2 separate regions of the Homo sapiens genome follow, and region 2 is linked to region 1. The links are chromatin loops, found by intact Hi-C in ENCODE. Cell type or tissue: endothelial cell of umbilical vein. All regions are shown on one strand.

Region 1 (2,500 bases):
CTCCCAAAGCCTGTTGCATGCATTGTTCACACTGCTTCATAAAACCTGTGTACATGTTGTCTCTCTCATTGAGTGGTGACCTCTTCAAGAGCAGGGACAAGAACTCATTTTATTACATAGTTCCTACACCAAACACAACACCTGGCACATAGAAAGTACCAAATCAGTATCAGTTGAGTAAAGGAATGAATGAATAAATGAAAGCTACTATAAATAATAATAACTAACAATCACGTAAGGCCTTCACGTAAAGCTCACAATAATCCTATGAAGTGGGTAGTACCACCCTTGTTTTTTTTTCAGACAGGGTCTCACTCTGTCACCCAGGCTGAAGTATAGTGGCTCAATCATAGTTCATAGCAGTCTCAAACTCCCAGGCTCAAGCAATCCTCCTGACTCAGACCCCTAAGTAGCTGGGACCACAGGTGCACACCATCACACACCCAGCTGATTTTAAAAAAATTTTTTATAGAGACGGGGTCTCATTATGTTGCCCAGGCTGGTCTCTAACTTCTGTGCTCAAGCAATCCACCCACCTCAGGATCCCAAAGTGCTGAGATTACAGACGTGAGTCACCCTCCCGGCCTACCCCTATTTAAGGATGAGGAATTTGAAGGTCAGTGACTTGCCCAAGGTCACATAATTAGTAAATGGCTAAGCCAGAACATGAGCCCATTTCATCTGGCTCCAGGGCCATTGTCACTACCTGCTGTATTATAGTTTGCCCCAGCTTTTCCTTATATTTCTAGCTGCAAGGTATAATCATGGAGGGAAAGCATTCATCTCATGGGAACCTCAAAATCCTTGGAATGTGGATTACCTAGAGCCTACTTGTCAGCTTAGCTACCGTGAGTTGGGCTGTGCCTCTGAATATGACTCCCTTGAAAAATATCCCCAATTCTCAGGGAACATTTTCAACTCTGGGTTGAAAGTTGATAGTTTGTGCTTGTTTCTAATGAGCTTCCTGTCTTAGAAGGGGAAAACAAAGGCTATCTAATAAACACAGCTGATTAGCAAGCCTTGAAATATCCCAAACTCCTAAGAGAGGAAAGCCAATTGTGTGTGAGGGTGTGCAAACTCACGCGGGGCAGTATAATTGAAGGAAGCTCTCAAGGAGTTGGTGTATTTCAGAGGAATGTATCATCCGCTGCCACAAAGCTGGGCTCCCTGACCCTGGCCTTGGTTTAGCTCCTGGAAACGCACTGCAACAGGACGGCATGTAACTATCAGTGGTGACACATTCAAAACATCCTCTGCACATTCCAGCACTGCTGGGGGTGGGGAGTGTCTACAAGAAACACCTGATTTATTAAGAAATCCCTACTCCTTTAAGCCAAGATATGCTAGCGAGGCTCCACAATGACTTGGCAGCACCACAACGACCTTGCACACTCACCCAGCTTTGCTTTCTGAGCGGGACTCCCAGAAGAACATGTTCCATGGTGCCCTCCTTGCTCAGAGACTCTACTTCGGCTCAGCTACAGTATGCAAGCCACAGCCAGCAGCATCGTGCTTACTTATTTGCTATTGGGTTAATTGGGTATCATGCATGGTACTATTTTTCTGCATTGTCTTAGCTGATATGACAACCCAATCAACCAGGTTGCCTTTGGATCGTTATTTTATAGACAAGGTAACCAAGTGTATTAGTCTGTTTTCACACTGCTGATAAAGACGTACCCCAGACTGGGAAGAAAAACAGGTTTAATGGACTTACAGGTCCACATGGCTGGGGAGGCCTCACAATCATGACAGAAGGCAAGGAGGAGCAAGTCACGTCTTATGTGGATGGCAGCAGGCAAAGAGAGAGAGCCAAGTGAAAGGGGTTTCTGCTTATAAAACCATCAGATTTCATGAGACTTATTCACTACCATGAGAACAGTATGGGAGAAATCGTCCCCATGATTCAATTATCTCCCACTGGGTCGCTCCACAACACAAGGGAATTATGGGAATTATAATTCAAGATGAGATTTGGGTGGGGACACAGCCAAACCATATCACCAAGGATAGAGAACTAAAGACTCCACCAGGGAGTTGTAGGTCGTCAGTGCTGCAGCCCAAATTTCAACCCAGGCCTTCGGACTCCAGAGACTGTGGTTGCAACCACTGTGCTGCACTGCCTCCCCAAAGACTTAATTAGAGGGCCCTTCAAGGGAAAGCTCCAAGTACATGTGAAAAGGGAACTCTTGCAGGCCTCCATTCTTCTGAACATGCACACGTTAAATGGAAGTGCAAACTTTCCAAGTAACTTCTACGCATTTCGTTTAAGGTTGGTGTGTGTGTGGCAGTTCTCCTTGATGGGTTGTAAATGCCCTCAAGGCAGGAACTGTACATGATATCTTTTGTGTCTCCCATACCTAGCCAAGTGCCTGGCATAGAGCAAGTGGTCTGGAAGTGTGTTTTTAAAGAGGGGAATGAAGATGATGATCCTAATGAAATGATGCTGCTCTCTGAGCCCTGTGGTTGTTTTCAGTCTGGCCTCCCACACTGTCCTGCA
Region 2 (2,500 bases), 100 kb before region 1:
AAGAATACTATGTAGTCATCCAAGTGCTTATGAAGTTCTACATTAACACAGGAAAATGTTCACAGAAAATTATTGAGTGAAGCAGCAATTACAGAGCATAATGTATACCATGTTCTCACTTATGTAAATGTATATATCTTTAAATAGGACTATTTGCATATTCACCAGATTCCTGAAGTTCTGGGTGATAGAATTTGTGATTTCTTCTTTATAATTTTTCACGATTTCTGTATTTTTCTTAATAATGGCCAGGAATATATTTTGTAATCAAATGGAAAAAAAAAAACAATTTTATTTTGGAGTGAGGGCACATACGTGCCAGTGAGCGAGAGGAATGACCCACACAGGGAGCGTGGCTGGAATGTCATTCTCAGCAAGGGAAGCCCTTTCAGTTAATGGTGCATGGACCTTGCCATGCATGCTAATGGGAGATTGGCCAGATCCTGAACCTGCCTCCTCTCCAGCTTCACTCACCTCTGCCCTGGTGAGTCTGAGCCTGAGACTCATCATTTTGTGAAACAGGATTTTAGCAACTTGCCTCAAATCATGGAAGTAAAAGGTGAAGAACACCTGAATTTGAATGCAGGTAGCTGAGTCCGGAGGCTCTGCATAACTGCTCCTCTAAACAACATTGACTTTGCCCAGGAGAGCTGAGCCGCAAGCCTTAGTTTTCTCCCTCAACGTCTTATTACAAATTTGTATCCCAGCTCCTGAAGACTTTGCTGCAGCCCTTTCTTTATTACCAGACATTTGCTTTAGATCGGTGCCATCCAATACAGTAGCCACTAACCCCATGTGGCTGTTTAAATTGAAATTAACCAAAATTAAATTTTAAAACTCAATGTTTCAGCTGCAATAGCCACTTTTCAAGCACTCAATACCACACAGAGCTAGTGGCTTCTATAAGAGGCAACACAAACATAAAATATTTCCATCATCACAGAAAGTTCTGAGCTCTGGGAGGTCAGGAATGGTGTCTAGCTCACCACTCTGTTCTCAGCAGCTGGTTGAGTGTCTGATACCCAACAGACCCTCACTGAAAGAGTAAGAAATTAATGATTCCATCCATCAACTCCAAGCACGTTGATGCTAGGTGGGAAAGGCATTTAGCAGGAGCTAACTTTTAAGCCAAGTCCCAAAGGTAATTATATAAATGGGTGGGTAAAGAGAAGGGTAGAGCATTCCGGATGGGGAAAAGACATTGATTTAGTGAGAAATGTGAAGGGACTTGGCACCGCCGAGCTATTGTTCTCAAGCTCTTTTCTTGCTGCCAATTAGAAATCATCCTAGGCGGTGTTTTCTTATCAGGCTTCCTCCAGTGTGCACACAACCTGATTTGGTATTGTAAGGTCTGCTCTGACTAACTGGGCTCTTGGCAGTTCAACAGTCAGGCAGTTTTAGATTTTTTAAAATTTTGTTTTGTTTCATTATTAAGTTTTGATTGGAGCTGAAAGCATATACCCCAAAGAACTACAAGAAGTTTTCCAAGAGACCTTTAATCCAAATGCCCATTAGTTCAAATGTTCATATAATCATTATCAAAATGGGTGTCCCTTAAATGGCCCTGGGGTGTAGAGGAGGCAGCTGAATTCTGTACAGGAGCTTTGTTCAATCCCCTGGCACGAGATTCCAAGCCAGTTACTTCAGGAGGCATAAAAGCAGAGTTGGTCACAAACTAGTTCTAAGAATCATCCTTTTTTCTTCCCCCAAGTTTAATATTGACCTAGACTACATGCGGTTGAAACCCAGCTTTGCCACCTATTAGCTGTGTAACATCTCTAAGCCTTTATTTCCTTTTCTGTAAAATGAAAATAATAGACATGTTAGAAGTATTAAGTAAGCTAATGCTTATAAAGTGCTGTGATGGTTAATTTTATATGTCAACTTGACTGGGCCCCAGGGTGCCCAGATATTTGCTTAGACATTGTTCTGGGTATATCTGTGAGGGGGCTCCTGGATGAGATGAACATTTGAATTGGCAGACTGAGTAAAGCAGACTGTCCCCTGCAACGTGGATGGGTCTCATCCAATCCATTGAAGGCCTGAATAGAGCAAAAAGGCGAAAAAGGGAGAATTCTCTCTCTCTGCCTATCTTCAAGCTGGGACATCAGCCTTTTCCTGCCTTGAGATTCAGACTCAGCCTAACACTTAGACCATTAGCTCTTTGGATGCTTGGACTTAAACTCAGACTGGAACTCACACCATCAATTGAACCTGGTTCTCAGGTCTTTGGCCTCAGACTGGAACTATACCGTAGGCTCTCCAGGGTCTCCAGCTGGCTGACTGCAGATCTTGGGACTTAGTCTTCATAACCACATGAGCCAATTCATCTATCTATCTATCTATCTATCTAATCTCTATCTATCTCCTCTTAGGTCTGTTTCTCTGGGGAACTCTGACTGATAACAAGTTCTTAGTACAATGCCAAGTACATAGTAAGCACTATATAGGAATTTATTGAATACATAATACATAACAAAAATGTATATGTTTTTGCCAT

The links. A loop is a pair of places that touch in the nucleus more often than their neighbours do. Peaks named below come from ENCODE experiments on the same cell type or tissue, not always from the same donor. Only the 100,000 strongest peaks of a DNase experiment are listed, where the experiment ranks them.
Region 2: it touches region 1 in a loop (2.1-fold over the local background); 2 of 110 quality-filtered maps call a loop at or near these places.

What each region holds. Positions count from the first base shown.
Region 1 is chr12:105,484,205-105,486,704 of GRCh38, reverse strand. No RefSeq gene overlaps it. Among named protein-coding and RNA genes, the nearest start is that of C12orf75, 150 kb to the right of the region's middle. In endothelial cell of umbilical vein, no CTCF peak of the experiment used is centred here; a DNase peak (open chromatin) is centred at 1,164; H3K27ac peaks cover 2,500 bases.
Region 2 is chr12:105,586,194-105,588,693 of GRCh38, reverse strand. No RefSeq gene overlaps it. Among named protein-coding and RNA genes, the nearest start is that of CASC18, 120 kb to the left of the region's middle. In endothelial cell of umbilical vein, no CTCF peak of the experiment used is centred here; a DNase peak (open chromatin) is centred at 1,293; H3K27ac peaks cover 952 bases.